Linked DNA regions of Homo sapiens: region 1 is linked to region 2. A link is an interaction called in ENCODE POLR2A ChIA-PET data of the cell type or tissue named here. Cell type or tissue: IMR-90. All regions are shown on one strand. Links, peaks and the distances in the headings refer to the core of each region. The heading gives the core; the rest is flanking DNA.

The links. Peaks named below come from ENCODE experiments on the same cell type or tissue, not always from the same donor. Only the 100,000 strongest peaks of a DNase experiment are listed, where the experiment ranks them.
Region 1: POLR2A ChIA-PET joins it to region 2 with 7 read pairs; 3 of 35 experiments call an interaction of 5 or more read pairs at or near these places.

The regions. Positions count from the first base shown.
Region 1 is chr1:92,062,386-92,066,786 of GRCh38, reverse strand. It overlaps EPHX4 (epoxide hydrolase 4), which reads right to left. Exons shown (of 7, transcript NM_173567.5): 7 at 3,249-3,732. The coding sequence ends at 3,501. It also overlaps the pseudogene LPCAT2BP. Among named protein-coding and RNA genes, the nearest start is that of SETSIP, 11 kb to the left of the region's middle. In IMR-90, for the core only: no CTCF peak of the experiment used is centred there; no DNase peak of the experiment used is centred there.
Region 2 is chr1:92,116,580-92,120,980 of GRCh38, reverse strand. All of the region lies in intron 4 of BTBD8 (BTB domain containing 8), which reads right to left. Among named protein-coding and RNA genes, the nearest start is that of BTBD8, 38 kb to the right of the region's middle. In IMR-90, for the core only: no CTCF peak of the experiment used is centred there; a DNase peak (open chromatin) is centred at 1,940.

The sequences.
Region 1 (4,401 bases), core at 157-4,156, 54 kb after region 2:
GCACCAGCTGTGTTGACAGTAGGAATTTCCCAGCCAATGGGATCTGCACATTTTGACTTGCAGAGACCACTGAGGGTAACCCTGCCACCACACAGGGGATTGAGTCAAAGAAAGTGGACCGTGGTGCTGTAACGAAGATAGGGGCCTTGTCTTGGGTTGCCTTTTTCCCTTTCACTTTAGCCAGGAACCCAAGTAAAAAGAAAGCCACCTGAAGCATGAGCTTGAGTACTGGTTTCACCAGTTTTTTTTCTCCAACTCTTGGCAGGGTTGCAGGATTTGAGCAGGATAGCCAAAGGTGGAAAGCATGGCCACTGGCCAGATGAAGAGGAAGGCGATGCAGGACATTCGTACCCACGAGGATGATGCAGGTCCAGCACCATGCACAGAGGCGTGTCTGCTGAGGATACAAGGACTTGATTAGCTCCTGCGTGATCCCAGACTCCTTCGCCTCCAACTCAGAGTCTGTGGATGCAGAGCCGTGAAACCGACTTAGCAGACCCAGGCTGTGTGTAGCCTGGATTTGGGGGCAGCCTTTGACATGCACCCTTCCCCACATCCAACTGCTTTTTCTGTTTGCACATAATTAGAACTGTTAGAGGAAATTGTAGGTTAATAGAAAATGCTGCATTACCTTTAAAATCAGAAAAATCAAAGATGGTAAATGATGTAACAGGAGAATTTGAATCATATCAACAGCACATTCTTTCTTTCTTTTTTTGCAAACATCTTGCTTTTGACATATGCCTAATAAATTATTTTCACATAGCAATTTCTGATGTTAAATTAGGCATATATTATATACTACTAGGGATATATTAATTTGAATAGATGAATATTATTAATAATTACAACTTTTAATTTAGGTGCCATTACCTGTTTTTATTTACTGTGAGCTGCTTTGGCAGCTAGTAAATCAAATTCACTTACTTGCCCTACCAATAGATTTCTACAGAGATAGTAATAACTGTTTATCCTAAGAGGTTTAACTCAAGATGGCACCCTTGAGGCTTTATATCTGTTACAAGTACTTTTCCATATCTATTAAAAATTAGAGTACATTCATTGTAATAGGCCGGAATTGCCCATGGAATGTTTGATTGATAAATTCTTAAAATTAGTCCACATGAACTTGTCAGCTTCCTAAACTGACATAAGTAGCAACAACAACAAATCTTAAAATCACCTTTGTCAGTAACAGGTTTTTATTAAAATAAGTCAGGATTACTTTACTGTGTCAACACGTCCCATTCTTTCCCTTGTTGCTGCCCTTCTGGAGGGATCAAGAGGGAAGCAACAAGTTGGTATGAACCAGGATTTTTCTATACCTTGTGGCATTTGCAACTCTGACAATGCTCTATAGAATATTCCTATGTTTACTAATGGCTAATTTGAATTCCTTTTCCCTCCCAAAATTAAAAGTCAAATTGTAGGTTCCTGAGAGATATGGCCATCTATTGAAACACACCAGATTACTGCTGAAACAGGAAGAGTGGCGTGGATACCACAAGTCTGCTAAATGGTATCTGGTGTAAGTGGGATCATGGGCTTTACCACCAGATGGCTCTAGGTCAGATCCTAGCTCCAGAACTTACACTATGGGCATTGGCAAAGTTACACGTTAAATCACATTTTTACTATTTATAAATTGGTGATACCTACCTTGCATGTTGTTACGAAGCAATGTGTTGTATAGAGAATTGGATTTTTGTTGTAAATACAACTTGCTGTGATACAGTAATGAGAATTCTTAGGGACATTCTCCTTTGTTCTGTCACGATCAGAACTATGCTTAATGAGGGAAGCAATCCTTTCACCAATTTAGGGCTTATTTGTTCTGTGATGTGATTTGGCAGTGTTACTGGTTGCCTCCCATGTTAAAGGGGAACAACCCAAAAGAATGAGTAGTAGTCCCCTGAGTTGGTATTGTTCTCTATTCTGTAACTCTTTTCAACTCTTACTTATAATGTTCATTTCTACTCTTGAACCTTTATTTAATTTGACTGCATTCTATGTATGCGTCTTTTTTTTTTTTTTTTTTTTTTTTTTTTTTTTTTTTTTTGCTCTTGTTGCCCAGGCTGGAATGCAGTGGTGCAATCTTGGCTCACTGCAACCTCTGCCTCCCAGGTTCAAGCAATTCTCCTGCCTCAGCCTCCCAAGTAGCTGGGATTACAGGCATTTGCCACCATCCCCGGCTAATTTTTGTATTTTTGGTAGAGATGAGGTTTCACCATGTTGGCCAGGCTGGTCTCGAACTCCTGACCTCAGGTGATCCACCCATCTCAGCCTCCCAAAGTGCTGGAATTACAAGCATGAGCCACCACACCCAGCCCTTAAGGCTTCTTATGGGAAAGTTCTATGTTACCACCTTATCTTTCTTTTATATTCCCCACCCCCCCGCAGTGCCTAGCAGTGTGCCAGATATATTATTTATTCATTAAGCAAATGTTTGAGTGCCTACAATATGCCAGGCCCTTAGTCTAGACTTGAATATGTATCAGTTAATAAAACAACAAAAAAATCCCTGCCCTGTGGAGCTTAGATTCTAGTGCATATAAGATGTGTAATATTCAATTCTCGTTGCATTGAATGGGGTAAAAGGATCCTTTCCTTCCTTTTCCCTCTCCCTTTCCCTTTCCGTTCCAACAGGGTCTCACTCCATTGCCCAGGCTGGAGTGCAATGGCCCAATCATGGCTCACTGCAACCTCAAGCTCCTGGACACAAGCGATCTTCTCACCTCAGCCTCATGAGTAGCTGGGACTTCAGGTGTGCACGCCTACGCCTGCCCACTTTTATTTTTTATTTATTTTTGGTAGAGATGAGGTTTTACCATGTTGGCCAGGCTGGTCTCAAACTCCTGGTCTCAAGTGATTCTCCCGCCTTGGCTTCCCACAGTGCTGAGATTACAGGCATGAGCCACCACGCCCAGCCAAGATGTCAGCTTTAAAAAATGGTTTAATGTTCCCAGTATAAATAGTATATGGCCCATTTTAAAAATGCATATTCATTTAGCTATATTTGCCTTCAAACTAATAGATATACTATAAATCCAAAGAGATTCGATAATATAACTTTTTAATGGTTAAAAATAGTAAAAAGAATTTTTGAACAATAGAATGAAAATTTATATTATTTCAGGTTTGCCTTATAATATGGCACAGCTAATCTTTAATATACATTTGTAAAAGGCACCATATGTTAACAGAGTAAAAAAAAGCAAGAAACCAAAATGGAAGCACTTACTCCAAACTTCCTTTTTGTACAAGTGTATATATTTTAAGGCAGATGCTTGTCTGTGCAAAATACACCAGAAGAAAATCAACATTGTATTATATGTTCACATGATCTCAGATTTTTTTCAATACCATTTGTCAGGATATTTATTTATGATAAAGCACATTAAAACAGTTTTTTTCTAATAAAACATAAAGAAGTTGATGAACAATTTTTAAAAATTATTTAGAGATTTCATTACAGACCCTTCATAGAAGATAAAGAAAAGTCAATCTTTTTTTCTTGTTTCTTCTTTTAGAAATGTCCATATCAATTTGTTCACTATGTCAGGTTGGTCTTGCTGAAGCCAATGACTGGCTTCTGACAAAATAGTTAGCCTGAAATAGTTTTTAACATAAATCTTTGTGACTTCAGCCATCTCAACCTCCATGAATGCGTCATTCTCTCCCCACAGTAGTAGTGTTGGAGTGGTCACCATGTGATGTTTGAGAGGCAGGCAGCTATAAAAACAAAATACATGGGCTTGAGATTCACTGTCAAAGTTAAAATGACATTTTCCTATAGTGCCCCAGTAGGTCATACATTCTTGAAGTGAGCAATCTTGCCTCTAAAAGGGTGAAAATTGTGTTCTTGGGAGGGTGAAAAAAATCTTACCCTTTGCATATATAAAGCATGGATATACATACAGTACATAAACAGATACTAAAATTTCACAGGGTGGGGGTGATTAGGGAAAAAAAAGTCTAAAAAGGCTCCTTAGGAAAGTGATAATGAAAAAGTGATTGAGAAACAATGCATTAAGTAATCAACATTTACTATAAAATATTTAAAAGGCTATTTAAGAAAAGACCCAGTAAAATTTAAATTGGATGAGGCTAGTAAAATGTATAATAAAAGCTGTAAGTTAAATAGGAAATTCATCACTATGAGGAGTAATTTGTTTCTTTTTTTTTTTTTTTTTTTTTTTTTTGAGATGGAGTTTCACTCTGTCACCCAGGCTGGAGTGCAATGGCACGATCTTGGCTCACTGCAACCTCCACCCTCCGGGTTCAAATGATTCTCCTTCCTCAGCCTCCTGAGTAGCTGGGACTACAGGTGCCTGCCAATGCGCCTGGCTAATTTTTTGTATTTTTAGTAGAGATGCGGTTTCACCATCTTGGCCAGGCTGG
Region 2 (4,401 bases), core at 310-4,309:
GACCAGCCTGGCCAATGTGGCAAAACCCTGTCTCTACTAAAAATACAAAAATTAGCCATGCTTGGTGGTGCACGTCTATAATCCCAGTTACTTGGGAGGCTGAGGCATAAGAATCGCTTGAACCTGGGAGGTGCAGGTAGGAGTGAGCTGAGATCCTGCCACTAAATCTCAGAAAGCTATTTTGTAAATACTGACAAGGTGATTCCAAAATTTACAGTCATGTGCTACATAACAATGTTTGGGTCAAGAGACCACTCACATATGAAGATGGTCCCATAAGATTATAATGAAGCTGAAAAATCCTGCAACCTAGGGATGTCATAGCTGACAGAAGGTCAAGTGCAAAGCATTACTCACATGTTTGTGGAGGTGCTGGTATAAATAAACCTACTGTGCTGCCAGCTGTATAAAAGTCTAGCATATACAATTATGTACAGTACATACTTGATAATAAACAACTACGTTACTGGCTTATTATTTTATTGTACTACATTTTATATTGTTATTTTAGAGTACTCCTACTTACATATAAAAAAAAAGTTAACTGTTAAATAGCCTCAGGCAGGTCTTTCAGGAGGTATTCCAGAAGAAGGCATGTTAGGAGATAACAGCTCCATGTCCGTTACTGCCCCGAAGACCTTCCAGTGGGACATGATGTGGAGGCGGAAGGGATTGATACTGATAATCCTGGCTCTGTGTAGGCCTAGTAAGTAATGTGTTTGCTTCTGTCTCAATTTTTAACAAAAGTTTAAAAACTTAAAAATATTTTTTAACAGAAAAAAGCGTATAGGCCAGGCGCGGTGGCTCACACCTGTAATCCTAGCACTTTTGAAGGCCGAGGCGGGTGGATCACTTGAGATCAGGAGTTCAAGTTAGAGATGGTGAAACCCCATCTCCACTAAAATACAAAAAATTAGCCGGGCGTGGTGGTGCATGCCTGCAATCCCAGCTACTCGAGAGGCTGAGGCAGGCGAATTGCTTGAACCCAGGAGGTAGAGGTTGCAGCGAGCCAAGATAGCGCCATTGCACTCCAGCCTGGGCAATAGAGTGAGACTCCGTCTCAAAAAAAAAAAAAAAAAAAAAAAAAGAAAAGGGCCGGGTGCAGTGGCTCACGCCTGTAATCCCTCGGGCAGATCATGAAGTCGGGAAATCGAGATCACGGTGAAACCCCATCTCTACTAAAAATACAAAAAAAATTCGGTGACGGGCACCTGTAGTCCCAGCTACTCGGGATGCTGAGGCAGGAGAACGGCGTGAACCCGGAAGGCGGAGCTTGCAGTGAGCCGAGATCGCGCCACTGCACTCCAGCCTGGGCAACAGAGCGAGACTCCGTCTCAAAAAAAAAAAAGAAAAAAGAAAAGAAAAGAGCTTATAGAATAAGGATACAAAGTAAAAAGCCAGATGTGGCAGCTCACACCTGCAATCCTAGCACTTGGGGAGATTGAGGCAGGAGGACTGTTTGAGCCCAGGCGTGTGAAACTGGCCTGGCCAGCGCAGGAAGAACTTGTCTCTACAAAAAATACAAAAATTAGCTGGGTGTGGTGGCGTGCACCTGTGGTCCCAGCTACTCAAGAGGCTGAGGTGGGAGGATCACTGGAGCTAGAGAGGTCAAGGCTGCAGTGACCCATGATCGCGTCACTGTACTCCAGCCTGGATGACAGAGCAAGACCCTGTCTCAAAAAAAAAAAAAAAAGAAAAAAAGAAAAAAATTTGTACAGCTATACATGTTTGTGATTAAGCTAAGTGTGATTACAAAAGAGTAAAAAGTTTCAAAAAATTAAAAAGTTTATAAAATGAAAAGTTACAATAAGCCAAGGTTAATTATTGAAGATAGTTTTTTAAAATAAATTTCGTGTGTATCCTTAGTATTTATAAAGTCTACAGTAGTGTACAGTAATGAACTGAGCCTTCACATTCACCCACCACTCACTCAATGACTCACCGAAAGCAACTTCCAGTCCTGCAAGTTCTATTCACAGTAAGTGCCCCATGTAGATAGGTGTATCGTTTGTCTTTTATACCAGATATATCTTTCAGTGCCAGAAAGTAAGAAAATGCTCAACACACACACACACACAGACACACACACACTGAGGGAGTAAAAGGGACACAAGAGCCACCTGAAAGAGCTCCCACAGCTAAAGTTGTAACAAATAGAGCAAAAAAAAAAAAAAAAAGAAAGAAAGAAAAGCCAAATTATAAGCTAAAGTACAAAATAAGTATCTATGAGTCTACACTGATATATGTAAGTGATTGAATAAATTAATATGTAGAGGAGAAGAGGTAAGTTTTTTGTGCAGAAGAATTCCAAATAATTTATGTGGATAATACCCCTGGTTCAAGGAGGTAGAACATTACTTTCTATCACTTAAATATGGGCTACACACAGTGACTTCCTTCCAGAGAGCAGAGTCTGGAAATGGGAAGTGAGGAGAGGAGTAACTTATAGTGGAGAAACCAGATGAAAACAAGGTCATCATCAAGGTTAACATAAACAGTGATGTCATGTTGATCACATGTACCTTTAATATGATATAATGAAAATGGCCCTTTATCTTTGTGGTCTTCCTGTCCCAAACCCATAATCCATGAAATTGTGAGAAAAACATCAGATAAACTCCATTTAAGGGAATTTCTATAAAATACCTGACCAGTACTCCTCAAACTGGAATGTCATCAAAAAAAAAAAAAAAAAAAAGAAAGTCTGAAAAACTGTTACAGCCAAGAGGAGCCTAAGGAGACAGGACAACTAAGCATAATGTGAGATCGGGGATTGATTCCTCAAATACAAAAGGACACTAGGTAAAAACCAAGGAAATCTGAATATACTACAGACTTTAGTTAATAACAATGTATTGATATTGACTCAATTGTAACAAATGTACTATAAGATGTTAATAATGAGGAACTAGGTGTGGGGGTATACGAGAATACTGTACTCTTTTAATTTGTCCATAAATCTGGAACTGTTCTAAAAAATAAGGCCAACTAAGAAAAAATTAGGATTCTGCTTCTACCCATAAGTATAGGACTTCCCTACCTTCCATTTAATAATTAGAAAATTGAACAAAATATGACCATGGAAAAAGGCAGTACAGGACTCTGATCCACAAGAGAAGAAAAACAAATGAAGTAAGCTCTACAATCACAATGCTTTTCTTCCTAGAAGCAGTTTCTAGTCAATGCACAGGAAGGACAAACGAGCAGAGCCTTGTGGCTTAGCTGAGCTGAGGAGATGATATAGGAGACCCAAGAAGCTGAGTCAGCTGAAATTTGTGAGGTGCAGTAATATAGAAGAGGGAGTCATGAAGAACTGCAGAAATCAGAGTAGATACTCCCTCCCTTGAGCTTTGGCTGAATATAATTTGAGTGTGCATAAGGTAAAACTACACAAAGCCTGGCAAAGAATAAAAGCCAGGAAGCTATATGGCTGACAGATATTCAAGTTCCTTCCGGCCAGAACTGAATACTTGGGGCACTAAGAAAAGATCCCAGAAGCCTCAGTAGAAAGGCTTTACAACATTTAGAGCAAAGGCTATCCTAGATGCACCCTAACAAAATTTAAAAAGAAGCTTCATAAACATGAAGCTGATCCACAATAACTTAAATGCCTGCTAAAAAAAAAACCTTTAATAATCTTTTTCAAGAAAAACAATAAAGTTCAAACATTCAAAAACATAATATTTATAATGTCTGGCATTTGATTAAAAACTTATTAGGTAATGTGAAGCAGCAGCAAAATGTGAACATTAAAAGAGGGAAAAAATCAGTCAATATTATCAGACCCAGAAATGACAAGAGAAGATGGAATTAACAGACAAAGCATTTTAGGGCTGAGTATGGTAGGTCACACCTGTAATCCCAGCAATTTGGGAGGCTGAGGCAGAAGGATTCCCTTCTGCCAGGAGTTCAAGACCAGCCTGAGCAATAATGCGAGAACCCATCTCTACAAAAAATTTTTTAAATTAGCTGAGTATGATGGCAAATGCCTGCAGTCCCAGCTACTCAGGAGGCTGAGGCCAGAGGATCACTTGAGCCCAGCAGTTCAAGGTTACAGAAGCTATGATCGTATCACTGCACTCCAGCCTGGGCAACAGAGAGTGATCCAATAAAAAAAAAAAAAGTACAATGGTAGACTTACACTCAAACATATTAATAACTACATTATTACAAATAGTCAAATAGTCTACTCCAATTAAAAGGAGATTATGAGACTGGATAGCAAAAGCAAGACATAACTATTTGCTATCTAAAAGAAATTAATTTTAAATATAAAGACAAAGTTTAGAAGTTAAAGGATATAAAAAGAATACCACATAAACACTAATCATAAGAAAGCTGGAGTGGTGATATTAACCAAAGTAAACTTCACAACAAGTGACATTACCTGGGGTAAAAAGC